Regions from separate parts of the Homo sapiens genome. Here region 2 is linked to region 1. The links are chromatin loops, found by intact Hi-C in ENCODE. Cell type or tissue: MCF 10A. All regions are shown on one strand. Links, peaks and the distances in the headings refer to the core of each region. The heading gives the core; the rest is flanking DNA.

The links. Hi-C counts contacts between places; a loop is a spot of excess contacts. Peaks named below come from ENCODE experiments on the same cell type or tissue, not always from the same donor. Only the 100,000 strongest peaks of a DNase experiment are listed, where the experiment ranks them.
Region 2: a loop joins it to region 1, with 5 times the contacts of the local background. A loop is called at or near these places in 1 of 110 quality-filtered maps.

The regions. Positions count from the first base shown.
Region 1 is chr5:45,442,646-45,459,909 of GRCh38, reverse strand. The region is part of intron 3 of HCN1 (hyperpolarization activated cyclic nucleotide gated potassium channel 1); the gene reads left to right. Among named protein-coding and RNA genes, the nearest start is that of HCN1, 250 kb to the left of the region's middle. In MCF 10A, for the core only: no CTCF peak of the experiment used is centred there; a DNase peak (open chromatin) is centred at 5,599.
Region 2 is chr5:45,568,584-45,585,847 of GRCh38, reverse strand. The region is part of intron 2 of HCN1 (hyperpolarization activated cyclic nucleotide gated potassium channel 1); the gene reads left to right. Among named protein-coding and RNA genes, the nearest start is that of HCN1, 120 kb to the left of the region's middle. In MCF 10A, for the core only: no CTCF peak of the experiment used is centred there; a DNase peak (open chromatin) is centred at 7,357.

The sequences.
Region 1 (17,264 bases), core at 3,330-7,329:
TATGGTAAAAATAGTAATAATTGTATTTTTCAGGAGAAGAAAAGGCAACAGCTCTATAATCTGGCTACTGACTGAGAGGATAGTATAAAAACATTAGCACTACTGCCAAAAGATGATTCATTGGCACCAACCAATATTTAATTTGGTAAAAAATTATTATTTTACATTTTTCCTATGTATCTTTCAGAAAAATACCAATTGTCATCATAGATATAGTAAAATAACTATTTTGGGATGTCTATAAAGTACATATGGTAGTATAATTATAAGGCAATATACTACTTAATATATCTGATGATAAACACATTTATTGAAAAAAATTCTTGTTTTTCTTTAAACATGTCTATATGTGCTCAAATGTGTGTGTTCATGTGTGTGTTTGTGGTGTGTGTGTGTGTAGTATGTTTATTCCAACATAGCCCAACCTTCAACCTTTTTTAATATCCTGACATTATACAAAATATCTTTCCAGAATTTGCAATTCACTTCTTGGCTTTTTTTTTTTTTTGGCTGCAGATTTACATATGAAGTTGGTTTTTATTTTCTCTTGTGTTTATTTAACATTTTTCCATGTGTAACTCGAATGTAGAGAGAAGGAAACCGTCATGTATGTTCAAATATAAAAGCCATAACTTATTTTATTTTATTTTATTTTATTGTTTTTATTTTTTGAGATGGGGGTCTTGCTATGTCGCCAAGGCTGGTCTTAAACTCCTGGAGTCATGTGATCCTCCCACCTTGGCCTCCCAGTGTGTTGGGATTACAGGCATGAGCCATCATGCCTGGCCTAATTTATATTGTGGATAATAGTGATGTGAAGGAAATAACCATAAAAAAGACCATTTTTGAATCAAGAGAGAATCTTGATGGTATCATTTGACCTTGAAGATACTATTTTTCCATTCTAAAGTTATGGAGTTTTGGTAAATCATTTATTGCAATAATAAAAAGCAAAGTATATTTATGCACAAGGAGTTATAATGGAGAAGTGCAAATCCAATATGAGAACAAAAGCACCCTGCATTTATTTAATACACTTACTATATACAAAACTCTGTGCTTTGAAGGATGCTATCTTATTTGGTCCTCACAGCAACTGAATGAGGTAAACATTATTTTGCCCCACTTTTTGGCTAGAAAAACTAAAGTTTTTAGAAGTTAAATGAATAGTCAATGTCACACAGCTAGATTATAGAACCAAGAGTAGAATGCTTATATATCTGACTCTGTAATTTCTGCTCTAAACCATGTTGGACGGTTTTGTGCAGCATAGATTATAAAGAACAGTTAAGGAAGGTAGTAATAAAGAGACAAAACCTGTTAGTTAAAGCACTCCAACTGCAGTAGAAAATCCCATTAAAATTAACGTTTGAGCTCTGACACTAAAAAGTGGCAAGATTGATCTTTTGTGAGATGTAGAAAACCAAAATCAAGTTGAGAAATCAAAAAATTAAGGAGCCAGGCCAGGATATATGCAGGAATGCACTCGTCTTTCTTGGGTTTGGGCTTGACAAACATGCTATGACCTTAGGCTCTGATTCTAAATTATTTATAATAAAGATTAGTGGGTCTAACAAATTCTTTATGTTTATTCTTCTTCATTGTATCCTTCCATCATTAAATTATTTTTATTCTTAAATATTAATTACTATATATTTATATCCTTCTTAACTGTATCTGCACTTATACCCATACTTTTATCTGTATCCCACTAGCTAGATGAGGAGAAACTCAAAGTCAATGCTATAATTATACTGTATCTGTAACTGTAGTGTTGATAATTTGTTTAATATATCTATTCTTATATTAACTATTTCATTCCATAAATGTAGGTTCAATCTCTCTCAGTGAATTCCTTTGCAGTCTTTCTAAATTCCTCATTAAAGTTTTTATTTAAATATTATTTTTAAAAAGTCAATCACTAACCGTCGCAGGTGCTATGGTTTAAATGTATCCCCCTAACTTCATGTGTTGAAAACCTAATCCCCACTGCAGAAGTGTTGGGATGCAAAGTCTAGTAAGAGGTGATTACATAAAGAGCAGACTGACCTCATGAACAGGTTAATATTGTTATTGGAGAAGGGGGTTAGTTATAAATATAAGTTTGGCTATCTCCAGCTCTCTTTCACATGTGATTGCTGGCCCTTTCACCCTTCTATCCTTATGCCGTGGTAGGGGACAGCCGAAAGGCCCTCACCACATGAAACTTTAAAAGATCTTGGATATCCCAGCCTCCAGGACTGTGAGCTAAATAAATTTCTGTTCATTATAAATTACCCAGTCTGTGGTATTTTGTTGTAACAACGGAAAGCGGACTAAAAGTGCAGGCTACTTAAATTGACTAGGAAGGAGATACTGACTTGCAAAACACAACGTGAACAGGAAGTAACTTTGCTTTGTATTTATATTATTTGTTTTTGTTTCATTCAAGAAATAAGTCTGAATTATATAATTCTATCTGAATGAAAATCTTGGATATAGCAGATAATTACTTTCTAATAAGATTAGTTTTATTCCCATGACATTTTGTGGCTATGTGTTTAGGTGTACAACACTAAAATTATATTAAATCATTATAAACAAGATTGGGAGTAATGGGTTTTTGTTAAAATTACAAGTATGAAATATTCATTTTAAGAATATAAGAAAATAAATGATGCACGTTAACTTGCGTATTAATTTTGAACTGAATCTCAAATATCGGATGTAACCTAGGGAATGACTTTATAGAACAGATAAAGAAGGATTTTCAGCTAAACAGTACATTCCTAGAGCAATCTTTCTTTAAAAGTCTATAGGTTTACTGTCAGGGAGTCCATGTTTTCTACTAGCAATCTTATAAATATATGATTACATGTTAGTAATCATTTTGAAGGTTTTAACATAGCATGTTATGAATTTAGGATTATCTGAATGTCATACATATGGAATCTGAATATGCTTTTGTAGTTGGAGCAGGTTGTGTCATGAGGAGTTACATCAAATAATTCTGGTTTTTGAGCATAACAAATAAATGATGCATTTATACCAATTGAAAGATTAATAACATATTAAATCCTGTACACGTTTCACCGTAGTCAAAATGAAGAAAAACTTGGATAAGTCAATTAGTCATTCCATAGCACTCAGTTGTAGAATACTGTATAAAATCACACAATCTACAAAACCTGGCATTACAGCACTACATTTACATTTTATGCACCTACTTGGTTTTAGCAAAACAGCATTACTCATCACAGTAAATTTACATTAAGATGTATTTGTTGATTCATTATTTTGTATTTGATTTGTAAAATTATGTTTGTTTTAGTTTTATACTTGTATTTATTTGAGTAACATTATAATCAAAATAATTTAACCCAAGTCAAGGGTATTTCATTGTAATGATTCATTTGTTGTGATTTGAAGGAATCTGTGCATTATTTAATTTTGATAAGTGCTATTCTACAGTGCAGACAATTGGTCTTTCATGTATCTGCATCCTAGACAACTCCTATACCAACTCTGCATGTGTTGCTAACTAAAATATTGTTTATAATCAAAATGGTAATTATCAGCATTTTTTAAAATATGTGCAAACTAATTATTCAGTTATCTATTTAAGTGGTCTTCCTTATACAGTTTTTGTTTTAATGATTTGTGCATCTCAAGTTATTTTTTTCAAAGATAAGTAATCAATCACTTGACCATACTCTAAATTACTGAATTTAGAACTCGTGGACATACTCTAAATTGCTGAAGTCAAAATTAATAAGCCTCTAATTCTCTACATATCTATAGATATATTAATTTCCAAAAAGTTAAGATGCGTAAACCAATCTAGCAATATCAGAGAAAAAAACTGATATAAAAAATGTCTGTAATGGTCTAATTAGTAAAATCTATATGGAGAGAATAAGGGATTCCACTGGAAAATCTAGGTTACTCTATTTTACTTTTATTTGAAACAATGTGACAGGGACACTTACTAACAACCAAATAGCCACGTGCTTTCCATATTTTCTAGCTGCCTTTCAGTTAGATGGGTACCTGTCTGTGCTATTAATTAATAATTAATGGCCTATGAATAGCAGTATATTTCACTTATAGGTATAAGCATTGAAAAGCTGCTATAATGCCCTCAACCCTTTTTTTTTTTTTTTTTTTTTTGAGTTCCAGAAGCATGTCTTAATTTGAAGCTCACACATAACATAGCCTATCCTAACTCGTTTGTACAGAAACATAGGGGGCGAAATTTGCAGAATTAAATTTAAAGACATACATATCGGAATTACCTCAACCCCTAAATCTGCTGATTTTATGCAAGTCACTTGACTTTCTTGTACGTAGCTTCTTAGCTATGAATTAAGTGTATATTATGTATTTTTTCATTTAAATGATCTATTGAGTATTTCTTTGTTCCAGACATTATTCTAGGCACTAAACACATGGTAGAGGATGAGACAAAGTCCCTGCCCTCATTAGGCTTACATTCTAACATGCTTTTATTCAAACTATCTTTTCTGGGTACTAAAAACTATATAAAACTTGACAAAATGTAAGCTCAACAATGAATACATTTATAATCCAGTGAAATGGTAAATTATATGACATATCTATTAATAGGAATTTGAATTGAGAGCTCTGAAATGTTTGCACTGCCCAAAGAGCATGGTTCAAGTGCTGGTGAATTACTCCCCTTTTTTCTGTTTTCCAAACTGTGTTCCCTTGAAAATGAAGCCATGCAAGCCTATTTTCTCTTCTTAATTTAGATACCCAGGGAGTACAGTCTGTTTTCTAACTCATCCAGTGGTGTTCTAGTAGTAGCCCTGTGTGGATTGAAATAAAATCTATGAAAAACCGAGGGCCAGGGAGACACAAAATAGAGAGACATTCATTTCAAGTAGTATTAGCTGGCTTTAGATCAGGAACCTTCAATAGAGTGGGGAATCAAGATACTTCAGGCACTTCTAGCTCAAAAACTATAATCATCCCAATAAATGTGTGCTGGGTGGGCAGAGAAGAGAGAGCTATTTATTGATATTTTAAGTAAATAATTTGGAAAAAAAGCAATGAGAATTATTCATATGTAAGCTCACATATACAATTAGAATATAGAAACCCGGACAATTATTTTATCTATTGCCATTCTATCAAATATTTAAGGGCAAAATTAAAATAGATTCACTTTTTGTTTACAGAGCCCATTTAACTACTTAGGTAATGACTGATTGACATAATATAGCCAAAGTAATATTACGAAGAAATGAGCTAAAAAATCTCTTAATTAAAAATATATTTCCCCTCTCTTGAGATTCAGTAATCTATTTTAGATTTGAATTTCTATGGCTTAGAAATTGTATTATTCTGATAATATTAATTTTTTAAAATAGAACGTACTGCCATAACAGAAAGATTTTATTTTTTTTTATTTTTTTTTATTTTTTTTTAAGACCTAACAAAGGGTAACTAATTTGCTGACAAGTCACTGTAGCTCTACTGGAAAAAAAAATGCCTTCGTAGCTCCTATGAGTTATAATAATAAAGTAGGTCAGCAGCCTGCTGAGTGTTGCGATTCTCCTTTGCTGTCCTGTCTCTCCCAATTAGCAAAGTCTGCCTGGCAACTGCTCTCTATTGGATAGAAACATGACCTCATCACAAAAGGGAAAGGGTTCACATACTGTGTTCTTCCTTCTCAGATGTGGATTCTCTTACAGGAAAAAAATAAGGAAATCAACTCTAATCTGATATTTTGTTTTCAGATAAAATGTGTATTTCAGAAAATTTTAAATCGAACTATAATTTCATCATCGAGAGGGATACAGGATATTGATGAGATTGTATATTGGCTATGGTGACCTTGAGTTGCTTTAGCAATGTAAGACCAAGCCGTTAAGTTCCAAACATGTTTTTGTTCCCGCTTACATAGACTGGCTCTTAAATTTTAAGCAACAAATAGCAGAAGAAGCACTATTCATGAAATTACCTTATCTAACAAGTGGCACCTGATAAAGTTGAAGAAAAAAAAGTATTTTGCTGTCTAATATTTCCTCCAAAATGATTAATTTGCTAGACTTAGTTCTCCGTTATATCCTTGCTATTCTAAATGTTGTTGAGACATTCACAAATATAGTATTCATGTATGTATAACACATTATCTCACCTATTTTGAAGGAAATGAGTAAAAATACATTTACCATTTTAAAGATAAAGAGTCTGAAACAGAATTGTTATTCCATTTGCATAAAGCCAGAGACAGTATGGTAGCTGGTTATAAAATCCATATTTCCCCTTGGATTAAGGATGAACCCACCATACCATTCTACTTCATGAGCCCCAGACAACTTCATCTTTTATAAACCATTGCCAATTTATGTTTATAGAAAACAACCATGAATTGGCTGCACTGCTGGAAGAGCTCAGAATGTATATGAAAAATACGTGAAAAGTCATTGTGTTTTGTATGTGTGTGTTGGGTTTTAGGGTCTTTCCTTTTACTACTGTCGTAAATTCAAAAGAATCTGGCAAAGAAAGGCAATTATAATATCTTATTTTTTCTGAACTCCTCATATATTTACGTTTCACATAAAAATGTTGTTTTGAATTGATGCAGATTGGAATAAAATAGTAACATTGTCTTCAATCTGGGAATCAGTGGAATAGCAGACTAATAGTTTCTACTGTATTATTCAATTTACGGATATACGGATGTCAGGCAATTCATATGAACTTTCTCTTTCTAAAGAGTTCAAGGTTATCATTCTCTGTTTAAAAGAGACTTATATAGACTTAAATTATGTAAGCTAAGTTGCCTATTTTCAGATAATTTTCCAGACAAGATTATATAGTTGCTTCCCATAATGAAAGGCTCTCCACACTTTGCTTTTTCTATTCCATCTCATTTTTATCCCTCCTGCTTTATACCCCAGTCTAATTATGCTACTCTAGAGATATATGACAGAATCAGAAGTGACATGAAGAAAGCCATGTGATAAATGCGGGATATAAGAAAGAATAGGAGGGACACTTTTTGAAACCTAAAACGAACATTTCGTAACCCCATTGTATAACCCATCATTTTTTTTGAAGTGTTTGTTGTTTTTAGAGATGTAATTTATTCTGGAGTAATGAGTAAATTTTATGATGAATTTGGCTTTTAAACCTTTAACTTATTTCAGCTATTTTATACATATATTCTTATAATGTATCAACCACTGTAAGCAATTTATTAAATGAGATCTTAAAATATAGAATAGACTAATTGGCCCATTTTCTTTAAACTTTGAGGGTCTAGACATAGGGCCATTATGATTAACATTTAAATACTCTTTTAGGGAACAACAGACAGTGAGGCCTACTTGAGGGTGGAGGGTGGGAGAGGGAGAGGATAGGAAAACTACCTATTGGGTTCTATCTTACTATCTTATATACCCCATCATTTTTTAGAAGTGTTTGCTGTTTTTAGAGATGTAATTTATTCTGGGTACTATACTTACTACCTGCGTGACAAAAAAAAAATCTCTATATCAAACCCCTGTGACTTGCAATTTTCCTGTATAGCAAACCTGCATATGTACCCTGGAACCTAAAAAAAAAAACAAAAAAAAAAAACTAAATACCCTTCTAGTATTTACCAGCTAGGTGCCTCAGAAACACAGCTCCAATCCAAATAAGAGTTAATCAATACCTGTCTCTGTTCTACATCCAGTATCTCATATTTCATGCATAGAGAAATAGGCACACCTAGCTGTGGACTGTTATCATTTATTCTCATGCATAAGCTTGGTAATGATAAAAATTGTGTAGGGAAAGTTTGGAATTTACCATATCTTTGTATTTTACAAAAAACATATAGCAGTGAATCACAATCCATTCTCTATACTCCAGTAGCGTTTTCTTGAGCATATCATAAAGTCAATTAAAATGGTCTCTAATTATATTCTAAATATAGAATGAATATTATTTATAATATCTACTTATAATGTCCATCAAAGCAAATGATGTGTATTTAGAGATCACTGTGTGCTACCCTTTGCTACTGTGATCAATGTGATAATCTAAAATCCTGATTCCTACAACATGGGGAAGGGCTTCTAGTGGAAATATGTTGAATTTTAACTACATACCAAATGTGGATATAATTGAATTTGACCTTCTTAATTTTCCAGAAACTATGTTTTTGGCCTTTAGGTGACTTTTCAGATTTTTTTAATTGATGTTGTGTTTTTCCTAAGGTCAGCTATTTATTCACTTTTTTAAAAAAAAGATTTTTACTGAGTTCAATGAAATTATAATATAATAGAAAAAGGTATCATTTCCATGGTGGGCATTATTATCTCCCCATTGCTCCCAAGCTAAAAGTAAGCATTAATGTGCCATTTATTTATGATTACATTTAGTCTACAACTTTTGTAATTCTGTCCTCGACTGAGTTATCAATTCTTAAGGAAAAAGAAGAGAAAAGAAATTTACCATGTGCCTGAAATCAGTAAATATTAGGCAAATCAAACCAAAATGTAGTAATCTGTAACATTTAATGGAAATCATTCTCCTGAGGGGCACCTTTCCCTTACATTCATCAGTGTTATTATTTCTCTATATTTTTCTGTTCTGATTATACCAAGAGATCAGAACTTTTTAATAAGTAGCTCTTTTGAAAAATATTAAAAAGAAATGTAAATAAATACAGATTTTTATACAAAGGATCATGTTAAAATAGAAACCCTATAAATGAGAGATGTAGAGACAGTTTATATACAAATATTTATGAGACTGTCATGCTCTAAAGTTTTTGAATGTATTTCTCGATCATTTAATTTGTATTCAAATTCATTGTATGAACAGGGTAATTTCCATGGTGATTTAGTGTTGTACAGGAATTAAATTATTGCAAAATTTGAAGAAACCAAAAGTAGGATAAACACATTATCTTACAGAAGAATGAAAAAAGGAATAGAAGTAGGAGATAGAAGCCAAATAGCTAATACAATAAAAGCAGATTGTCTTTTCTCCTCCAGGCTGTTTTTTGCCATTGAGACCATTCACCATTGTCACTAGGTGGTACTGAAGCCTGCCCTATTTCTTGCAAAGGAGATAAAACTTATAACCTTTATCATAACCATGTGTTGTTTGAGATCCTAACACTATTTATTTTCCTGAGCTACATTCTTATTAAGATCTTTTATTTCTTGTCCAGGAAGTAAACAATATAAGTTTATGGATGTAATTCTACCAACTACTATTACAATAATTCCTATACAGGAACTGCTCCCACATATCTAATATTTAGTACCTGCAATTCATTATTATTTATTTTGCTTATTTATTTGTCTAGCAGTTTTGTGGTATCTGTTCACAACCATGTGAAGCAAATTGTCTGTATTGATTAATAAATAACTCATTAATCATAGTGTCAAAAACACTTTTTAAAAGTACTTTATATATAATCACCAAGATTGTGAATAAATTATGAATTAGGAAAGAGACATTCAAATTATCTATAAAACTCAATCAGAAAGCTGGTGACAGAACTGGAACTAAGACCACAGTCTCCTTACTTGTACTACCTTCTATTTTCCATCAATGTATGAATATAGAAATCATATACTGATATATTAAGGTCCAGATGATTGGGTAAAATCAAACTTTGCTTCAGTTTCATTGTTTTTATTTAAAAATGGGAGTTTATCTTTAATCAGTTGATAAGTTAGCTACTGAAATAAACAGAAATAATATGAAGCTTATCAAAACCTCTCTTGAGGCAACACTTTGAAAGATAACCACAAATAAAACTTATGTTCGGCTGGGCGCGGTGGCTCACGCCTGTAATCCCAGCATTTTGGGAGGCCGAGGCAGGCGTATCACGAGGTCAGGAGATTGAGACCATCCTGGCTAACATGGTGAAACCTCGTCTCTTCTAAAAATACAAAAATTAGCCGGACGTGGTGGCAGGCACCTGCAGTCCCACGTACTCGGGAGGCTGAGGCGGGAGAATGGCGTGAACCCTGGAGGCAGAGCTTGCAGTGAGCCGAGATCACCGCACTCCAGCCTGGGGGACAGAGTGTGAGACTCCGTCTCAAAAAAAGAAAAAAAACCAACTTATGTTCTTACAATTTCAATATTCTTATGCATAGGTATGGCAGAATGATACATATTCTAAAGGAAATCATAAAATTTTGGGGGCTAGAATTTATTATTGAGATACATTTTTTAAGAAAGAAATTGACCTAACTGGAGAAGACCAGGTGTCATATGGGTACACACTACATGGAAATCTAGCATGCTGGGAAGGTTGAAATAAAGCGGTATAAAGAAAAAAAAAAGAAACATTAATGAAGAAGTGTTATTAACAGCATACTAGAAGGTCCAAAAGTAGTAAAATGGAGGCAGGTTTAGGGCACACCTTAGAACTGGAAAAGAGATGGGACATCTAATCTCCTTAAAGCAGACGACTGATGAGCTCTTGGCATGCCTAGTTGACAGTAAAAAGCATAGAAGAAATGATGAGAATCTACTTCAACAAAAACTGAATTTGTTGGTTAGAGTTAAGTGATCAAAATCTGATAAGAAGCATGCAAGTAAAGTTAAACAAAATATGAGAAGTGGTATTGTGAAGTGGTTAGCATAATCAAGTCCTGGAACTAGATTATTTAGATTCCTCTACTGGTTCTCTTATGCTAGCTATGTGACCTTGGACAACTGACTTAACATATTTGTACCTTGGTTACTTTATCTGTAATGTGGGGATGATAATCATAATTACTTCACAGAATTTTGAGGTAAATAAAGGTGCTTATATATGCCAACTAAATAAAACGATTTTATTTCAGACAGGTCACTCCATCGCCCAGGCTGGAGTGCAGTGGTGTGATCTTGGCTCACTGCAACCTCGTGGGCTCAAGCAATTCTCATGCCTCAGCCTCCCGAGTAACTGGGACTACAGGCACGGGCCACCACAGCTGGCTAACTTTTGTATTTTTAGTAAAAACAGGATTTTCCCATGTTGGCCAGGCTGGTCTCAAATTCCTGACCTCAAGTGATCCATTGGCCTCGGCCTCTCAAAGTGCTGGGATTACAGGCGTGAGCCACCATGCCTGACCAACAATTTTTATTATACTTCTCAAGTCAGTACACAAAAGCTATTATTAATAGTTGTATTTGTGTGTGAGTTAGAGTTGATATTCCCTATCAATGTATTGGTATATATTCCTGTCATTTCAAAAATAGAATAATTTCAGGTAGCTGAGAGTACAAGCAGATGTACTGTATACCTAGAAATATTAACAGAACAATGGCAGAAAAAGAAAAAGTTAATAATGCATAAACGTGGCTAAAGAAACCAATAGTATTTGAATGTAAAACTTTGTTTTTATTTTGCTACCACCTGCAGAATACTAGACAAAATGTTAGTTTCAAAGAACATTTAGAATGAGAGAAACATTAATGGCATTTAGTAATACTTGGAGCAAGGACCAGGAAGTGAATAAACCCTCCATTTGGGATCCACATAAATGACAGAATGTTAGTGGAATACTTTTCTTCTTGTTTAATAATGTCTTCTGTCAAGGTGAAATATTTTAAACTGAATAAACTGGAATAAAGTCCAGAGAAATTGAACTCCGAGACAATACTTTGGTATTCCAAATGAGCTCAATCCCCTGGCTTATGTGAATTGCACCTTAAGATGGTCATATATTAGAGAAAAATGATGGACTGATTGCACAGGATCTTTAATAAGCAATTAAAATGATGAAAGAACTGTTTTTCCATGGAATATGAAAATGATGTATGAATTTACAAAGTGAGATTCTGTACCAAATTATAAAATAAATTATATATGAGATAATTATCATTATAATTTGGTAATTATAAAACTTATGTAGGAAAAGTTTGGAATTTACCATAATATCTTTGTAATTTATAAAAAACATATAGCAGTGAATCAAAAAATGTTCTCTTTTGTGTTGCGTGGTCAGAGAAAGCTCTAGTTTAATGAAACAAGTCATAACAGATTAGCCTTTCTTTCTCTGTCTCATATATATATATATATCATAAAATATATACATATGATATTATGAGGGGAAAAATCTTGTTGCAAACCTTGCTAAGGACATATACCAAACACCTCCCCCTTTTTGAGGTGAACCTTAGGACTAGCATATGTACTTATACAAATGTTTCTACAAGGTGCTTTCTGATATGAAATATTTGGACTAACACACTATAGAACTGAGTTAAGTTAATAACAGGTTGAGCGAATGTTTTCTCTCCCCAGATCCTAAAGTACAGATTGATAAATTGAGATCAACAAAGATGAAGATATGTAAGAGGACATCTTTAGGATCCTGTCTTCAGATCGGAGTTATTTTCAACATATTAATAATAACCTGGGCCGGGTGAGTGGCTCATGCCTGTAATCGCAGCACTTTGATAGGCCAAGACAGGAGGATCACTTGAGCTCAGGAGTTTGAGACCAGGCTGGGCAATATAGTAAGACCTTGTCTCTATAAAAACTTTGAATAGCTAGAGAATGTGGTGGCACATGCCTGTAGTCTCAGCTACTCAAGAGGCTTAAGTAGGAGGATAACTGGAGCTGGGGAGGCTGTGGTTACAGTGAGCCAAGATCACACCACTGCATCATTTCACCCTAAGTGACAGAGCCGCACCTGGTCTCAAAAAGAAAAAAAAGAGACTAGGATTGCAACCCCTGCCTTTTTTTGTTTTCCATTTGCTTGGTAGACCTTCCTCCATCCTTTTATTTTGAGCATATGTGTGTCTCTGCACGTGAGATGGGTTTCCTGAATACAGCACACTGATGGGTCTTGACTCTTTATCCAATTTGCCAGTCTGTCTTTTAATTGGAGCGTTAAGTCCATTTACATTTAAAGTTAATATTGTTATGTGTGAATTTGATCCTGTCATTATGATGTTAGCTGGTTATTTTGCTCGTTAGTTGATGCAGTTTCTTCCTAGTCTCGATGGTCTTTACATTTTGGAATGATTTTGCAGCGGCTGGTACCAGTTGTTCCTTTCCATGTTTAGTGCTTCCTTCAGGAGCTCTTTTAGGGCAGGCCTGGTGGTGACAAAATCTCTCAGCATTTGCTTGTCTGTAAAGGATTTTATTTCTCCTTCACTTATGAAGCTTAGTTTGGCTGGATATGAAATTCTGGGTTGAAAATTCTTTTCTTTAAGAATGTTGAATATTGGCCCCCACTCTCTTCTGACTTGTAGAGTTTCTGCTGAGAGATCCACTGTTAGTCTGATGGGCTTCCCTTTGAGGGTAACCGGACCTTTCTCTCTGGCTGCCCTTAACATTTTTTCCTTCATTTCAACTTTGGTGAATCTGACAATTATATGTCTTAGAGTTGCTCTTCTCGAGGAGTATCTTTGTGGCGTTCTCTGTATTTCCTGAATCTGAATGTTGGCCTGCCTTGCTAGATTGGGGAAGTTCTCCTGGATAATATCCTGCAGAGTGTTTTCCAACTTGGTTCCATTCTCCCCGTCACTTTCAGGTACACCAATCAGATGTAGATTTGGTCTTTTCACATAGTCCCATATTTCTTGGAGGCTTTGTTCGTTTCTTTTTATTCTTCATGTCTAAACTTCCCTTCTTGCTTCATTTCATTCATTTGATCTTCCGTCACTCATACCCTTTCTTCCAGTTGATCGCATTGGCTCCTGAGGCTTCTGCATTCTTCACATAGTTCTCGAGCCTTGGCTTTCAGCTCCATCAGCTCCTTTAAGCACTTCTCTGTATTGGTTATTCTAGTTATACATTCGTCTAAATTTTTTTCAAAGTTTTCAACTTCTTTGCCTTTGGTTTGAATTTCCTCCTGTAGCTCAGAGTAGTTTGATCATCTGAAGCCTTATTCTCTCAACTCGTCAAAGTCATTCTCTGTCCAGCTTTGTTCTGTTGCTGGTGAGGAACTGCGTTCCTTTGGAGGAGGAGAGATGCTCTGCTTTTTAGAGTTTCCAGTTTTTCTGCTCTGTTTTTTCCCCATCTTTGTGGTTTTATCTACTTTTGTTCTTTGATGATGGTGATGTACAGATGGGTTTTTGGTGTGCATGTCCTTTGTGTTTGTTAGTTTTCCTTCTAACAGACAGGACCCTCAGCTGCAGGTCTGTTGGAGTTTGCTAGAGGGCCACTCCAGACCCTGTTTGCCTGGGTATCAGCAGCGGTGTCTGCAGAACAGTGGATTTTCATGAACCGTGAATGCTGCTGTCTGATCCTTCCTCTGGAAGTTTTGTCTCAGAGGAGTACCCGGCCATGTGAGGTGTCAGTCTGCCCCTACTGGGGGGTGCCTCCCAGTTAGGCTGCTCGGGTGTCAGGGGTCAGGGACCCACTTGAGGAGGCAGTCTGCCCATTCTCAGATCTCCAGCTGCATGCTGGGAGAACCACTGCTCTCTTCAAAGCTGTCAGACAGGGACATTTAGGTCTGCAGAGGTTACTACTGTCTTTTTGTTTGTCTGTGCCCTGCCCCCAGAGGTGGAGCCTACAGAGGCAGGCAGGCCTCCTTGAGCTGTGGTGGGCTCCACCCAGTTCAAGCCTGGGGGCTGCTTTGTTGACCTAAGCAAGCCTGGGCAATGGCAGGTGCCCCTCCCCTAGCCTCACTGCCGCCTTGCAGTTTGATCTCATACTGCTGTGCTAGCAATCAGTGAGACTACCTGGGCGTAGGACCCTCCGAGCCAGGTGCGGGATATAATCTCCTGGTGCGCCGTTTTCTAAGCCCGTCAGAAAAGTGCAGTATTCGGGTGGGAGTGACCCGATTTTCCAGGTGCCATCTGTCACCCCTTTCTTTGACTAGGAAAGGGAACTCCCTGACCCCTTGCACTTCCCAAGTGAGGCAATGCCTCGCCCTGTTTCGGCTCACGCACGGTGCGCTGCACCCACTGTCCTGCGCCCACTGTCTGGCACTCCCTAGTGAGATGAACCTGGTACCTCAGATGGAAATGCAGAAATTATCCGTCTTCTGCATTGCTCAGGCTGGGAGCTTGTAGACTGGAGCTGTTCCTATTCGGCCATCTTGGCTCCTCCCCTAATGGGTGCAGCACACCAGCATGGCACATGTAGCTAACCTGCACATTGTGCACATGTACCCTAAATCTTAAAGTATAATAATAATAATAATAAAAGAAAGAAAAAGAAAAAAAGAAAAGAATAAAGTAAAAATAATAACCTGGTTGAAGTCACCAAAGATGCAGCCAACAAAAAGCAAAAAAGAAGTGGCTAGTATGCTGGGTTATAGATTCATATTTAAGAATATCTTGTTATATAAGAAGATGAACTTAGCCTAAGAGAATGGATTTCATATGACAAACATAAGATCCCATAAGAGATTCAGAAAAAAACAAGGATAAGGACAAGTACAAGAATCAGACAAGGCTCAGCCAAAGATGTAAAGCATACTAAGGGTTTTTGTGACTATAACTTCAATATACGACATAATTGAAATACTGCTCATTTTAACTACATAAAGATTCTAAACAATAATATTTTTATTAAAAATAGTTGAATTTTGGTGCCAAATACTAAGATATTTTGATTCCTCAGGCAATTATTTTCTAACTAGTAGATACTTCTTTGAAATGTAAATACTCACTGGCTGTCTGCTTATATTCTGAAATGATGCTTTCAAAACTAATTTAAATTCATTTATAAATTCATTTAAATAAAGACTGTGACAGATTAGTAATTAACTTTGTTTTTAATAGCCTCTTACTGAACTCACTTGATTATTTGACAGAGCATTTAGATATTAAGAAAGCAGTAAAGTACACCTTCATATTATAAAAACCTGCCAAAAGTGTAGCAGAAAGGATGAAATTATGATGAATTGAACAAGAGATTTTATTATTTTTACAGTTAATCTTTTAAATTATGCAAATAGAAAACAAAAGCTCCTTGCTTTGCAACACATTTCTCTGTGTAGTACATTTCTTATGTGTAGCTGCTTTGGGTTCATAACTTTGTATTACTCATTATGGCAGATCAGGATGATGAAATCCTTGACTGAAAAACTTAGAAATGTGTGGCTTTTCTTTCATAAACCATAGACGTTTTGTTTTATAAATATTGATTCTATTTGTCTTTATTACCAGTAATAAGAAAAATCTTTAAAATTGTAACAAAATAGCCTTCTAGATTAAATTAACTATTTGTCAGTTTCTATTTGGAACACAATTAGAGAAAAATATTAAATTATGTTTTAACTTGAGGGAAGAAAGTCAGAAGTTGCATATTTCACAATTCACCAAAAGTAATGTCAGCCCTAACATAAATGTGTTGTATTTGCTAGTTTATTTCATTGCTGATTATTCTCATTGCAAAAAACTTATGGAAAATTAAGCCTACACTTTCCTAAAAATGCTTATCTATATAGAGATAATGGATGAGTTAACGCATCTTTTTTCTATAAATCTTTTAATTGTAAAATTACATTTACTTAGGGGACTTAGGAAAACCTGTTGGAGAGGAGAGTTAAATCTGTATGAAATAAACAACCAACCAAACACCTGTGACTCACCTTCCATGTCATTAAAATAGAACTAATCAAAACCTTTAGATAATGTATTTTTTCATTTACTTTCCTAAAATTTGATGTACAAAAGTTCAAATAGCAAGAAAAATGGAGAAAGTACCTGATAGTTATTCTAAAATTTATGTTAGCCAAAATAATTCTTGGCTATGGAATTAATGCAGGTTCAGTCCAATCCAGTGCCCTGTATATGCCTCTTCGTAGCATACTACAATTGAATATATTATGGTTATCTAAAAACTCCTGGTTATCAAAAAACAATTTAATATTGTCTATCATGTTTCATTTAACATGATGGGAAAGAAAAATCTTACACCAACTTTCGAAGGCAAAATTCCCCTGTAACTATGTGTCAAGCATAACAAGAAAACTTAATTCTCTAAAAATGCTATTTAATATATAAATTGTACTGGATATAGAAAAAGTTAGGTACATGACAAATTGGGGCTATCAAGTTAAACTAGCTCTTGAAGAAAACTACCAATTCAACCAAAAGCTGTTACCCAAATATTCTCTAGCCTAATCAAACTGATTAAAAATTGATAGCAAACTGACATGCCTACAGAAGCCATTCTCATAATATAGATGTATGAATTAGACCAAATGTAAGATAAAAGGCAGCCCATGACTTTGGTGAATTGGTAAAGCATACTCTGTCCAAGGAATGTGCCTACTTCTCAGTTTTATCTAATGATTATCATGTGGAAATGTATGCCTAATGATACCTAGAGTCATCAAGAACAGCTGAAT
Region 2 (17,264 bases), core at 5,568-9,567, 120 kb before region 1:
CCAATATCCGCTGTTCTGCAGCCTCCACTGCTGATACCCAGGCAAACAGGGTCTGGAGTGGACCTCCAGCAAACTCCAGCAGACCTGCAGCTGAGGGTCCCGACTGTTAGAAGGAAAACTAACAAATAGAAAGGACATCCACACCAAAACCCCATCTGTACATCACCATCATGAAAGACCACAGGTAGATAAAACCATGAAGATGGGGAAAAAACAGAGCAGAAAAGCTAGAAACTCTAAAAATCAGAGTGCCTCTCCTCCTCCAAAGGAACGCAGCTCCTCACCAGCAACAGAACAAAGCTGGACGGAGAATGACTTTGATAAGTTGAGAGAAGGCTTCAGACGATCAAACTACTCTGAGCTAAAGGAGGAAGTTCGAACCCTTGGCAAAGAAGTTAAAAACCTTGAAAAAAAATTAGACGAATGGCTAACTAGAATAATCAATGCAGAGAAGTCCTTAAAGGACCTGATGGAGCTGAAAACCATGGCACGAGAACTACATGACCAATGCACAAGCCTCAGTAGCCGATTTGATGAACTGGAAGAAAGAGTATCAGTGATGGAAGATCAAATGAATGAAATGAAGTGAGAAGAGAAGTTTAGAGAAAAAAGAATAAAAAGAAATGAACAAAGCCTCCAAGAAATATGGGACTATGTGAAAAGGCCAAATCTACATCTGATTGGTGTACCTGAAAGTGACGGGGAGAATGCAACCAAGTTGGAAAACACTCTGCAGGATATTATCAGGAGAACTTCCGCAACATAGCAAGGCAGGCCAACATTCAAATTCAGGAAACACAGAGAATGCCCCAGTGATACTGCTCGAGAAGAGCAACTCCAAGACACATAATTGTCGGATTCACCAAAGTTGAAATGAAGGAAAAATGTTAAGGGCAGCCAGAGAGAAATGTCGGGTTACCCACAAAGGGAAGCCCATCAGACTAACAGCTGATCTCTTGGCAGAAACTCTATAAGCCAGAAGAGAGTGGGGGCCAATATTCAAACTTCTTAAAGAAAAGAATTTTCAACCCAGAATTTCATATCCAGCCAAACTAAGCTTCATAAGTGAAGGAGAAATAAAATCCTTTACAGACAAGCAAATGCTGAGAGATTTTGTCACCACCAGGCCTGCCCTAAAAGAGCTCCAGAAGGAAGCACTAAACATGGAAAGGAACAACCAGTATCAGCCACTGCAAAAACATGCCAAATTGTAAAGACCATCGAGGCTAGGAAGAAACTGCATCAACTAAGGAGCAAAATAACCAGCTAACATTATAATGACAGGATCAAATTCACACATAACAATATTAACCTTAAATGTAAATGGGCTAAACGCTCCAATTAAAAGACACAGACTGGCAAATTGGATAAAGAGTCAAGACCCATCAGTGTGCTGTATTCAGGAAACCCATCTCACGTGCAGAGAAACTTGTAGGCTCAAAATAAAAGGATGGAGGAAGATCTACCAAGCCAATGGAAAACAAAAAAAGGCAGGGGTTGCAATCCTAGTCTGTGATAAAACAGACTTTAAACCAACAAAGATCAAAAGAGACAAAGAAGGCCATTACATAATGGTAAAGGGATCAATTCAACAAGAAGAGCTAACTATCCTAAATATATATGCACCCAATACAGGAGCACCCAGATTCATAAAGCAAGTCCTTAGAGACCCACAAAGAGACTTAGACTCCCACACAATAATAATGGGAGACTTTAACACCCCACTGTCAACATTAAACAGATCAACGAGACAGAAAGTTAACAAGGATATCCAGGAATTGAACTCAGCTCTGCAGCAAGCGGACCTAATAGACATCTACAGAACTCTCCACCCCAAATCAACAGAATATACATTCTTTTTAGCACCACACCACACCTATTCCAAAATTGACCACATAGTTGGAAGTAAAGCACTCCTCAACAAATGTAAAAGAACAGAAATTATAACAAACTGTTTCTCAGACCACAGATTTTGCAATCAAACTAGAACTCAGGATTAAGAAACTCACTCAAAACTGCCAACTACATGGAAACTGAACAACCTGTTCCTGAATGACTGCTGGGTACATAATGAAATGAAGTCAGAAATAAAGATGTTCTTTGAAACCAACGAGAACAAAGACACAACACACCAGAATCTCTGGGACACATTCAGAGCAGTGTGTAGAGGGAAATTTATAGCACTAAATGCCCACAAGAGAAAGCAGGAAAGATCCAAAATTGACACCCTAACATCACAATTAAAAGAACTAGAGAAGCAAGAGCAAGCACGTTCAAAAGCTAGTAGAAGGCAATAAATAACTAAGATCATAGCAGAACTGAAGAAAATAGAGACACAAAAAACCCTTCAAAAACTCAATCAATCCAGAAGCTGGTTTTTTGAAAAGATCAACAAAACTGATGGACTGCTAGCAAGACTAATAAAGAAGAAAAGAGAGAAGAATCAAATAGATGCAATAAAAAATGATAAAGGGGATGTCACCGCTGATCCCACAGAAATACAAACTACCATCAGAGAATACTATAAACACCTCTATGCAAATAAACTAGAAAATCTAGAAGAAATGGATAAATTCCTCGACACGTACACCCTCCCAAGACTAAACCAGTAAGAAGTTGAATCTCTGAATAGACCAAAAACAGGCTCTGAAATTCAGGCAATAATTAATAGCTTACCAACCAAATAAAGTCCAGGACCAGATGGATTCACAGCCAAATTCTACCAGAGGTACAAGGAGGAGCTGGTACCATTCCTTCTGAAACTATTCCAATCAATAGACAAAGAGGGAATCCTCCCTAACTCATTTTATGAGGCCAACATCATCCTGATACCAAACCCTGGCAGAGACACAACAAAAAAAAAAAAGAGAATTTTAGACCAATATCCTTGATGAACATCGAAGCCAAAATCCTCAATAAAATACTGGCAAACTGAATCCAACAGCACATCAAAAAGCTTATCCACCATAATCAAGTGGGCTTCATCCCTGGGATGCAAAGCTGGTTCAACATACACAAATCAATAAATGTAATCCAGTATATAAACAGAACCAAAGACAAAAACCACACGATTATCTCAATAGATGCAGAAAAGGCCTTTGACAAATTCAACAACCCTTCATGCTAAAAACTCTCAATAAATTAGGTATTGATGGGACGTATCTCAAAATAATAAGAGCTATCTATGACAAACCCACAGCCAATATCATACTAAATGGGCAAAAACTGGAAGTATTCCCTTTGAAAACTGCCACAAGACAGGGATGCCCTCTCTCACCACTCCTATTCAACATAGTGTTGGAAGTTCTGGCCAGGGCAATCAGGCAGGAGAAGGAAATAAAGGGTATTCAATTAGGAAAAGAGGAAGTCAAATTGTCCCTGTTTGCAGATGACATGATTGTATATCTAGAAAACCCCATCATCTCAGCCCAAAATCTCCTTAAGGTGATAGGCAACTTCAGCAAAGTCTCAGGATACAAAATCAATGTACAAAAATCACAAGCATTCTTATACACCAACAACAGACAAACAGAGAGCCAAATCATGAGTGAACTCCCATTCACAATTGCTTCAAAGAGAATAAAATACCTAGGAATCCAACTTATAAGGGAGTGAAGGACCTCTTCAAGGAGAACTACAAACCACTGCTCAAGGAAATAAAAGAGGATACAAACAAATGGAAGAACATTCCATGCTCATGGGTAGGAAGAATCAATACCGTGAAAATGGCCATACTGCCCAAGGTAATTTATAGATTCAATGCCATCCCCAGCAAGCTACCAATGACTTTCTTCACAGAATTGGAAAAACCTACTTTAAAGTTCATATGGAACCAAAAAAGAGCCCGCATTGCCAAGTCAATCCTAAGCCAAATGAACAAAGCTGGAGGCATCACACTACCTGACTTCAAACTGTACTACAAGGCTACAGTAACGAAAACAGCATGGTGCTGGTACCAAAGCAGAAATATAGACCAATGGAACAGAACAGAGCCCTCAGAAATAACACTGCATATCTACAACTATCTGATCTTTGACAAACTTGACAAAAACAAGCAATGGGGAAAGGATTCCCTATTTAATAAATGGTGCTGGGAAAACTGGATAGTCATATGCAGAAAGCTGTAACTGGATCCCTTCCTTACACCTTATACAAAAATTAATTCAAGATGGATTAAAGACTTAAATGTTAGACCTAATACCATAAAAACCCTAGAAGAAAACCTAGGCAATACCATTCAGGACATAGGCATGGGCAAGGACTTCATGTTTAAAACACCAAAAGCAATAGCAACCAAAGCCAAAATTGACAAATGGGATCTAATTAAACTAAAGAGCTTCTGCACAGCAAAAGAAACTGCCATCAGAGTGAACAGGCAACCTACAGAATGGGAGAAAAATTTTACAATCTACTCATCTGACAAAGGGCTAATATCCAGAATCTACAAAGAACTCAAAGAAATTTACAAGAAAAAAACAAACAACCCCATCAAAAAGTGGGTGAAGGATACAAACAGACACTTCTCAGCCGAAAGACACATGAACAAATGCTCATCATCACTGGTCATCAGAGAAATGCAAATCAAAACCACAATGAGATACCATCTCACACCAGTTAGAATGGCAATCATTAAAAAGTCAGGAAACAACAGGTGCTGGAGATGATGTGGAGAAATAGGAACACTTTTACACTGTTGGTGGGACTGTAAACTAGTTCAACCATTGTGGAAGTCAGTGTGGCGATTGCTCAAGGATCTAGAACTAGAAATACCATTTGACCCAGCCATCCCATTACTGGGTAGATACCCAAAGGGTTATAAAACATGCTGCTATAAAGACACATGCACACGTATGTTCACTGTGGCACTATTCACAATAGCAAAGACTTGGAACCAACTCAAATGTCCAACAATGATAGACTGGATTAAGAAAATGTGGCACATACACACCATGGAATACTATGCAGCCATAAAAAGGATGAGTTCATGTCCTTTGTAGGGACATGGATGAAGCTGGAAGCCATCATTCTCAGCAAACTATCGCGAGGACAAAAAACCAAACACCGCATGTTCTCACTCATAGGTGGGAATTGAACAATGAGAACACATGGCCACAGGAAGAGGAACATAACACACCAGGGCCTGTTGTGGGGTGGGCGGAGGGGAGAGAAATAGCATTATGAGATATACCTAATATTAAATGACGAGTTAATGGGTGCAGCACACCTACATGGCACATGTATACACATGTAACAAACCTGCAGGTTGTGCACATGTACCCTAAAACTTAAAAGTATAATAAACAAAACAAAACAAAAAAACAACAAATCTTATAGCTCTGTAGATCAGAAGTCTGATATGGTTCTCACTGAGTTAAATCAAGATGTAGGTAGGCTGCATTTTTTTCTGTAATCTGCAGTGGGGGAGTTGTTTCATTGCCTTTTCCAGGTACTAGAGGCCACCACATTCCTTGGCTTGTGACCCCCAGGAGAAATTTAAATTCTCCTCACTTTGAATCACTCTGATTTAATTCTAGTCACAGCTCTTCTGATTCTCCTCTTCTGCCTTCCTTGTTCACATTTAAGGTCCTTTGTGACTACAATGGGCCCTTATGGACAATCCAAGGTAATCTCCCTATTTTAAGGCCTGTTGATTTTCAACCGTAATTACCTCCACAACCTTAATTTCCTTTTGCCATGTAATCTAATATTTTCCTAGGTCCAGGGAGTAGGACATAGGAACCTTTCAGGGCAATATATTCAGCCTTCTGAATAGGCTGAATCCTTGAAGGTCTCAGCGGGACTGTGGCTTTGAATAGGCGACTCCAGTATATATCTTTCAATTAATATTCCAGAGGAATGTGGTGGAAGGATATTGCATCTAAATGGCAGGCATATTTTGACACTTTGACCATCCGAAAGGAGTTAACATGTCAACATTTAGAGGTTTATCATCTCCTATAAATCAGTCTTTTACCAGGAAGAGAAATTCTCACATAATCTATTCCATTGTTGCACTGCTTAAAAAACAGAAACAAAAGACAAAGACCATCATCTTTTCTTTTTCTCTCTTTTTATATAGATGTGTATTTCAGAGATTACTTATTACTTTTAATTTATTATTCAGCTTGATGTGCTATACCTTCCCTTCCTCCAAACTATGAAAATGTATAAATATTTCTGTATCTAATATCTAAACCTTAGATTGAAATGTTAACAATTAAAAACCCAATTATAAATCAGCACTTATTCACTTTTTTGTTTGGCTCTTTTTAATTTTTGTAAGCTCTCACTACTACTATATTCTCTCCTTGATAATTTCACTCTTTGTTTTTTAAGTATTAGGATCTTTGCGAGACCATGGTAGATACTTGCAGGAGACGAAAATATGACCAAAGGGAAAAGGAGAAGAGGTTCATTTACTGTGTGTCTCAAGAGACAAGGCATGGAGATTGGTCTTGAGCTGTGTTGGTGAGGTTCAATTTATGAGGCAGTTTACAATCTGGAACTTGATGATGACTGTAGGAAAAATAAGACTTTGTACCTACAGCTTGGTATAAAGGAAACAATACTGATCTGAGTCAGCTATTAAGAGTTTATCTGACTACCAATAAGATTACCTTTCCGTTTGTCATTTGTAAACTTTGAGAATTTGACTAAATTTTTAGGATTTAAGTTTAAAAATCTGTAGCTTCGTGCCTTACATTTGTTCTTTATTCAATAGTTCTGTGTATATTTAATTATTATACTTGATTTTATAAACAGATACTTATATGTTAATACAAATAATAAAGTTTGGTTTAAAAACATTACTTTTGATATGAGAGGTTGTTTTAGGAAATTTGAAAATGTCATGAGATAACGATGACATTTGCACAAAATTAATTGTAGATACTGATTAATCCCATCCAGGTGAGTGAAAGCCAGTATAGTAGACATATAACAGGTATTGCTTTTAATTTATTATATTATTTTTGCATATATTTCCTCAAGTCTGAGAATACTAAAAATATATTACTTCCCTTTGCTCTTCTTTCTAGAGCAAAAGTGCCTGATTTGAATTTTAGTCATATTACATTTTAACTGTGTAACTTCGGCTGTTTGTTAATTGCTCTATGCCTTCATTTTTTTTCATCTGTAAAATGGGAATATTAATATTATTTATTTTATAAAGTGTTATGAGAACTAAGTGGGTTAGTAAATGTAAAGCACTTAGAATATAGCACTGACAAAGTGAATGCTCCGTACTGTTGAGCTATGATGATTCAGGAGTCATGCAATCTCTAAAATTGGCTTAAAGACAGTGTGACACTGTAGATGTTTGCCTCACCACCTCCCACTCTTATCTAATGCTTCCTGGAAACACTGGCATATAGTTTTGAACACACTGGAGAGGAGTTGACTAGGTGCATTTTTTTTTTCTCCATAGCAACAGAAAATAAACAATATGTGCTGCATGTTGAGTCAGAAGGCTCCACATATTTCACTGTCAAGCCTGAATCTAATGCCAGTTCATATTCACTTCCAAGAAGAGACCGCCTAATCACTGCTTGGAATATGTTTCCAGCCTGGTGTTGACATCCCTAATACCCTCATTTGAGACCCTTTAGATAGACCTTTGTCTTACTAAGTTGGCCTTCCATTAGACCCCAATTATCCCATTTTGGCTTCTCAGGACACTGTGGTGGGTCATCTAAAAAGAGAACTAGAGTAAACATTAGCAATGGCAACAACTAAACCTTTTCTTACCATCCCTGTGACAAAAATATCCTTCCTCTCAGTTGTTTAATTTTGCTTAACTCTGCTGTCATCAATCATAGTAAGCTAGGTTTGTAAGTCTCATCACTACTGTGAGTTCTAAGCATGTGTTCAAAAACCATGAATTACAGATGGCATACAAAAGAATAGTGACACTACTTCCAACCACCCTACTCTCTGGTTAATGCGATTTTGAAAATTACTAATATTAATATCAACTTAGGCAACAATATCATTTTCTTAATTTTTTTCTTCAAATTCAGTTCAAAGAACAGATGCATTGCTTCGTATTTCTAAGTACATTTAAGGAAATAAAACCTCAAGTATAAGAAAAGCTACTTCATGTGATAAGTTTTATAATGTCAGAAAAGTTCTTATAAAGCTCATTTTATAATTTGCATATATTTCTTTATATAGTTGTTAAAATAACTAGAACTTTATGCTACCTAGATTTTTTAATGATATATTTATCCTGCAATGGATTATTATTTAAGGACTGGAGGCCAAATGTTTTGTAAAATTGGGAACTATTTAATACATAAATAATCACAAATTTATGCTAGGCCTATAATTTTATATTTCTTACATTCCTATGAAAATATGTTTTAAGTTACAAGATGCTTTTCAAATTGAATACATGATAATTTGTGAAACTAGTTTTATGTACATTTAGACAAATACAATATGACATAGCACAGCTAATTCCCCATTTTGACATATTAAAATCATACCCTACCACCAACACCCAGCACTGATGTCAGCCCTCTATTAAGCTTTCTGGATCATTCTAATCAGAAGATTTTCGTCTTGTTCTAATTTCTAGCAATTGATGCATATGTAATTCATGATGCTATTAATATTATTTCCATGTGTTTTTTCCACCTATTAAATTGTAATAACCTTGAAAACAAGAATAATTTTATTCAGCTCCAACAATATTCTGATTGTACTAGCAGGTTAATAATATTTATTGATTAAATGCCTTTGTAGTGAGAGTAATTGTTAGCAAATAGCTAACTCCAACCCTTCCAAAATAAAGATATACATTCAGGTAGAGAATATAAACTTGGTGAATGTAGGTCATTCATTTGGTACAGAGACATCAAAAACATTTATAAAAAGAATGCTTTAAGTTTGCATAGAGGGTTAAAAGCCTTAGCATACCTCCTGGGGAAGGGGAAAATAAAAGATTAGGTTCAGGATGATTCACAAATTTGAAAGGTGGGCTGATGGAGAAATTGGGATGAATTGGTTCAAAAAGGCCTATCTCCAAAATACTGCTGGTTTGGTTCCAGAACACCAGAATAAAGTTAATATCACCATAAAGAGAGTCACGCAAATATTTTGGTTTATCAGTGCATATAAATGTTATGTTTACACTATACTGTAGTCTGTTAAGTGTGCAATAGCAGTATCTCTACAAAATATACATACTTTAATTAAAAAATGCTTTATTGCTAAAGTATGCTAACAAGATCATCTGAGCCTTCAACTAGTGATACTTTTTGCTGGTGGGAGGTCTTGCTTTGATGTTGATGACTGCTGTCTGACCAGAAGGGTGGTTGCTGTAAGTTGGGGTGACTGTGGCAATTTGTTAGAATAGGACAACAAGGAAGTTGGCCACATCAATTTACTCTTCCTTCAGAAAAATGTATCTGTAGCTTATGATGCTATTTCATGGCATTTTACACATGGTAGAACTTCTAAATGAAGTCAGTCTTCTTAAACACTGCCTCTGCTTCTGCTTCATTAAATAAGTTTATGTAATAGTCCAAATCTTTTGTTGCCAGTTCAACAATATTCATAGCATCTTTATCAGGTGTAGATTCCATCTCAAGAAACCACTTCACTTATCTATAAGCAACTTCTCATTCATTCAACTTTTGTCATGAGATTGCAGCAATGTAGTCACTTCTTGAGGCGCCACTTCTAATTCTAGTTCTTTTATTATTTCCAACACATCTGCAGTTACTTCTTCCATTGAATTCTTGAATCCGGCAAGGTCATCCATGGTGGTTAGAATCAACTTCTTCCAAATTTCTTTTAATGTTTATATTTTGACCTCCTCCCATCAATCAACAGTGTTCTTAATGACATCTAGGATGGTGAATCCTAGGTTTACAATTTATTTTGCCCAGATTTATCAGAGGAATCACCATCTATGGCAGCTATACTTCATAAATATATAAAAATATATTTCTTAAATCATAACACTTGAAAGTTGAAAATACTCTTTGAAGCATGGGCTGCAGAATGGATGCTGTGTTAGCAGTCATGAAAACAGCATTAAATTAATCTCCTTGTACATCTTCATCAGAGCTCTTATGTGAGTGACTTGGTGCATTGTCAATGAGCAGTGATATTTTGAAAGAAATCTTTTTTTCTGAGCAGTAGGTCTCAAGAGTGGGCTTAAAGTATTTGGTAAACTATGTTGTAAACAAATGTGCTGACATCCAAGCTTTGTTATTTTATTTATAGAGCACAGGCAGAGTAGATTGAGCTTATTTCCTTTTTTTTATTATACTTTAAGTTTTAGGGTACATGTGCGCAACGTGCAGGTTTGTTACATATGCATACATGTGCCATGTTGGTGTGCTGCACCCATTAACTCGTCATTTAGCATTAGGTACATCTCCTAATGCTATCCCTCCCCGCCCCCACCACAACAGTCCCTGGTGTGTGATGTTCCCCTTCCTGTGTCCATGTGTTTCATTGTTCAGTTCCCAATTATGAGTGAGAACATGTGGTGTTTGGTTTTTTGTCCTTGCGATAGTTTGCTGAGAATAAGGACCTTAGAATTTTCAGGATAGTCAATGAACATTGGCTTCAACTTAAAGTCACCAGCTACATTAGCTCCTAAAAAGAGAGTCAGACTGTTCTTTGAAGATTTAAACAGGCATTGATTTTTCATCTTTAGCTATTAAATTCCTAGATGGCATTTTCCTCCAATAGAAGGATGTTTGGTCTACATTGAAAATATGTTGTTTAGTGTAGCCACCTTCGTTCACCTTCATGAATTATCTTAGCTATACCTGAATAACTTGCTGAAGCTTCTACCTTACCAGTTGCTGCATCACCTTGCACTTTTCTGTTCTGGACATTACTTCTTTCCTTAGATCTTAAGAACCAAACTCTGCTGGCTGCAAACTTTTCTTCTGTAGCTTCCTCATTTCTCTCAGCCTTCACTGAATTGAACGGAGTAACTGCCTTGGTCTGGATTAGGACTTGGCTTAGGGAATGCTGTGGGTGATTTGATCTTCTATCCAGACCACTCAAACTTTCTCCACATCAACAGCAAGGCTGTTTCTCTTTCTTATCACTCCTGTGTTCACTGAAGTAGCCTTTTTAATTTCCTTCAAGAACTTTTCCTTTGCATTCACAACTTGGCTAACTGTTTGGCATAAGAAACGTAGATTTTGGTCTGTTTTGGCCTTCAACATGCCTTTGTCACTAAGCTCAATCATTTCTAACTTTTGATTTAACGTGAGAGATGTGTGACTCTTTCACTTGAACACTTAGAGGCCATTGTGGAGTCATTAATTGGACTAATTACAATATTGTTGTGTCTCAGGGAATAAGGAGTCCTTAAGGAAGGGAGAGAGATGGAGAAACAGCTGAGCTGACTGAGGGAGCAGTCAGAACACACACTTATTGATGAAGTTTGTCATCTTACATGGCATGGTTCATGGCACCCCAAAGCAGTTACATTAGAAACATCAAAGATCACTGATCACAGATCACCATAACAGATATAATAATAATGAAAAAGTTTGAAATATTATGAATATTACCAAAATGTGACACCTGAAAGTGTCATGTGAGCACATACTATTGTAAAAATGGCACCAATAGACTTGGTTGATGCAGAGTTGCAAAAATCTTAAATTTGTAAAAATTACTTTATCTGAGAAGCACAATATCATTAAGCCCAATAAACCAAGATATTCCTGAAAACTGTTCCAAATTTAATAGCTATATAGCATCATGGTATTGTGGATAGGATAGGAAAAATAAAATTTTATGATTCATATACTTCCCTTTTACCATATTCAATGGGCACATTACATTTTATGATCAGTTGTAAGCAAGTTTTATTTTGTATATGCTATTGGGAATCTACTTATCTTACATTTATTAATTTTTACAAATTATAATTTATAAGGGCAAATTCAGTGTATTTTTCTCATAAAATAAATATCTTTTTTTGTTCAGAAAGCTTATATAATGGTTTTTAAGAAACAAATTCTAAAAATACATCTTATAATGTAAATACTTTTTTTCAGAAACCTCTCTTAATCATTTTAAAAATACTACTGCGAATGTAATTTCCCAAGGCCAAATGTCAGCAGTCAGTAATAATAGGTATCTTAAATCAATCATCTCAATATTTTCAACCCTCATAGATTTTTTTTAAGTATATAGTGAATGGGATGGCATTAGGGGAGCAATTTTCAAGTCTATTTCTGGAAGACATTATTCATGGTAATAGCACATAAGACCATTTTGTCCTCTTCTGTTGGTTTTGGTTCACTGACCAAAGGACAACATTTATAAAGTAAATGTACAAAAAAGTAAGAAAAGGATAGTGTTACAGTGTTTTTTTAACAATTTTCGGGGTGGGGGGAGGTTATTGGAAAACCCTCCTCAGGAAAATAAATAAATGAAGTGAATTCACAGCTGTATTTGCACTAGACACTATTAGCAATGGGATTTTGGTAGCAGAAAATGCAGTTTCCCTAATGAGACAATACCTTAGTCAGCCTGGGTATTGAATTAGAAGAGGACTTTCATAATGATGTTCAGATTTTTGAACTGCAGTGGTGCCTATGTTCTTACTAAGTTGTTTGGGGAAGAAGAGCAGAAAAGAGTAATAGATTTCGAAGAAAATGATGAGTTTAATTTTAAATGTGTTTAAGCTGAGGTCCTTTGAAGAAATTTGAATAGAGACATTTATATGCATAGATAATATTCTATTATGTACATAGAAATTTCTTAAAACAAGTAAGTTTCTATCATCAACCTTCCAAGCATGAATTTCTGTATGCCAAAAACATTTTGCGCAGCTAAGCAAAACAAATGCTAATGCAGGTGTTTGCTCAAATGTTATGTTTCAATAGATCCTTTCCTGACGACCTTAAAAAAAATGAAATGTTCCTCCCTACCCACACACTTCCTATTCTACATTTTATGCATCTTTTCTCCATATCACAAATCACAATGACATTTAATATATTGAACTTATTTTTTATCTCTTTTTCCCTATTCACAACACTACAAAGTCCCTCCATTAAGGGAAGGGCTTGTGTTCAGTGCTGTATCCTCAATAGCTAAATTGGTGCCAGTACGTGCTCACAATTTTGTTAAACAAATTAATGAATACAGAGTCAATCATTAGTTCCTGAAATTCTGTATCACCAATCTTTTATGTATGGTAAGACCATTTTACCATTAAAAGAGAAGAAACATATTTCCCCAATTTAGAAAAGTAATATGATTATATCACTCTCAATCTTGGCTATAGACCAGGCTAAAATGCAACAGTTGTATGTCCACATATACAAAAACACAGCCACACTTCTTTTTATCTTTTTAAAAAATCATTTATAGATATTTTCCAAGTGTGTGAATCCTTAATATTATTAGCCCTGAGCAGATTGCACTATATCCAGGTTAATTCTCTTTAAAGTACTTTGAGCATTCCTGAAAGAATGAAGTTTTATGGTTAAGTAATGGACTAAGCATAAAGATACCAAATAAGGAGAACATGAAAGGACAATGAGAAGTGCTTCTCATGAGTCTGATGCAATTTCTGTAATTTACTTTATTAGATATTTCATTCCTCAGGGTTAAGGTCTGATTTAAAATCCTTTAGAATGAAAATGCTTCTTGAAGGGTATATATTTTTTATTTATCCTTTGGCATTAATAAGTTATCAAAGCAATTTCCACAGTGGAGGCTGAAAGGAGGATAACAATAGATATAATGTGTACAAATGAATGGAGAGAAGAGTGGAAGATAAATCACTGCTTAGAAACCATCAGGCTCTCTATTATGATTGGATCTAACACCACAATGTCTAAAGAGAAAGGACATGGGATGCTTTCAAATGCATTTATAAACAAAATATCAATGGTCATAACTCATAGTGACTTTTAAAATATTTTTTATTATTATTTTTGAGATGGAATTTCACTCGTGTTGCCCAGGCTGGAGTGCAATGGCATGATCTCAGCTCACTGCAACCTCTGCCTCCCAGGTTCAGGCAATTCTCCTGCCTCAGCCTCCCAAATAGGTGGGATTACAGGCATGTGCCACCATGCCTGGCTAATTTTTTGTATTTAGTAGAGACGGGGTTTCACCATGTTAGTCAGGCTCGTCTCAAACTACTGACTTCAGGTGATCCATCTGCCCTGGCCTCCCAAAGTGCTGGGATTACAGGCATGAGACACCGCGTCTGTCCTCATATTGGCTTTAAAATAAAGACATTTGTAAAAATCTGTAGTAAATATCCTGAGTAGAACAGGCATGGAGCTAATTAATATCATAACTCAAAATTCCCATGAAGCATCCAGGTTCTTTGATGACATCTTTCATCCCCACCATTCTTAGCTTGTCTATTTTGGCGTTTCATCTATCTTGCCCCAAGTCACAATATGGTATAGCAACTCCAGTTTGCGTGTCCAGATAATAAAATATCCAAAAGAAAAGAGAAAAACAGCGTGTTCTCTGATTCTCTTTTTAAGAGTCAGAAAACATCTCCAAGAAAAAACCATGAAACTTAACCCTACATACCCAATTTTACACCAATAATTGTCAGGGGGAATGGGATTACTGGGTTTGTTTACTAATCTGGATTTACGTGAATCACATGGGTACTAGTGGACACACCAATGAAGTCATCATCTGTATGTCATTAGGAAGGAAAGAGGAAGGGACCATAATGGGACAATCTATTATGCCTGCTAGAGGAACCAAAAAGAGTTTTAGAAACTAAGCATATTTAATTAAACCAATGTAGACATGGAAGAAGTCAAAAATGGGAAACAGCATGAATTGTCCCTTGTACAATTTTTTCAACAGTACAATCATATCAGGTATTAAATTATCAAGTGAGCAATATTGTCCATAATCCTCATAAGTATTTATTTTAATAGTATGAAATATGAGCATGATAGAATAGAAAAATATACTTGTCACAGGAGCAAATTGTCACAAAAGAATTTTAAATTCCGCAGCAGGTTTTTACATGTGAAATTTCTTTGTATATTTGTGTCAGAAACATCTAATTCTAGAATGAGGGTAATAATAAGGAATTAGTACTCTATTTATCTACTTATCCATATTACTGAAAGTTTTAATCTTTTTAAAAGTAAGGCACTAACAATGTTAGGTGTGTTTTGTTTACTTTTTTAGATTTTGTTTTTAGACTAGATCAACTATCCAGTTTAAAAATTAGGTTGGATACAATGTAGGTATAAAAGTCAAATGATCTGAGTAATGTTTTAGATATTGAGTATTAAAGATATTTAGCTCCCGATTCTGCGTCCTCTGTGTAAACCAGGAAAGCAACAAAATAGCTTGTCTTATCAGTGTCTTAATTATTGCTTTGCTGAAGTTTCTCTCCCAGCTGGTAAGGTAGTATGGTGGTGAAAAGATTATTGCCAAAAGACTGTTAATAATCAATTGGCCTGCCTAATAAACATGGAGATGATAAGGTGAAAAAAGAAATGTGTCAGTAGATTCCATGTTCCAGATGATATCTACTCTAGAAAAATGTGTAATAAAAGAAACATAAGCAGAGTCATCAGAAGAATCTACATGAGAATTTAAAGATGCAATAAAAATACCTTAGAAGTAGGGGAAATAGAAAAAGAAAGCGAGAGAGGAACAAAGGAAGAGAAGAAGGAAGAAAGAGAATATCAGATTAAATTAAATATCGATAAAAGATGTTCACGGTGACATAATTAAAAAGAAAATATAGCTTTGGTAATTAAAAATAGCAATAGGAATTCTTCAGTGTACACTAACATTTCATGACATTAATTTTAGATAATCTGGCAAATACCTACAAATTTTTTACTTCAGTCATTTGGTAGCTTTTAGTCAAATCTGTCTGGAAGATTTGTGCTTAAGCTAGGTTATCCCATCAAGTTAAATATCTAAGTCATTTCCTGTATGTTAAAATATACTAGCATGAGAAGTTATGTTATATTCTTGGCACCAAATCATAGGATGATGATGATGAGGATAAGGATGATGATGATGATGATGATAATAATGATGCCCACATAATCTACTTGTAAAAATATAGATTAATTAAAATTGTACTTACTAATTTTAAACTTTAAACTATATTAAGACTTTAGATATAAAGTTATATCCTGAATGTTAAAAAAATGGATGTTTGAATTTTGTAAAAACAGATAAAGACTGGGAATATTAAATAAATCTTGTATTAGTTGAGAACTATATAGTGAGCAGTTTTTATTTCTTTTGTAATATTAATAACCAAAACAGTAATTGAGATTAAATTAAATTAATTAATTAAATAGAACTCTAAACATGGTGAAATGTTACACCCTAAAGTTCCAAAGAGTAAACTCACAGAAGTCTTGAGGTTTCAAATATCAAACAAACTTTCAGCCATATGTAACTGTCTTATTTCTGAATTTCTCAAAAGAATTTTTAAAATATAAATCTTTCTACATGGGTAAAACCTTTAATATTACATTTAGAGGAGGAAAAGTAATAATTTTTCCTTATCTACAACAAGGTTCATGGACAATTCCTTTATCACAAGAAAAGATTAATAAGAGAAAAACAAAGCATATAAAGTTTCATATGACATTGAAACCTACAGAAATGAAGAACCAGAGACCCAGGGAAAATAGTATATTTTAATGGACAATCATGTAGAAGTATGATTGGAGGACAAAAGGATATGATCTAAAGGTCATTAGCTGGAGGTAACTTAGCAAGGTCTGTCTGTTCAGATTATTTCCTGTGTCTGTATGTGACATTTCTTCCCTCTGGGTGTAGGGCAGGACACCAGTCATAAAAGGATCTCCAGGGGAGTGGGAAGGAGACTGTCAGAGAGTAACCTGTCTAGGCTTTATGACCTGCTTCAGAGAGAAAGGGGTAAGGGGAATTTCGGTTTCTGAGCCTTAGTTCAGGAGAGAAAGGGTGGAAAAAGATCAGAGACCTTTCAACTTCTGTGATTTTATCAGTTTCCTTCAGTTTAAAATACTTAGTTTGCCAAGATACCATATTTTGATGTATTGTTTTCCGAGCCCTTACGTACATAATTTTAAAATAAAGCTACTTAAAAAAAGAACCTAGTGGTTTGAATAAGTAAACAATTCTTCCATTGTCATGACACTTCTAAGATTTTAAAGCACACTTTAAAATATAACGAGTGTTAATTTTTTTTTGCTTACCAATTTAATGGATAACAGAATAAAAAATGATTGATTTTTAAAACTAATAATAATAACAGTCATTAACATTTA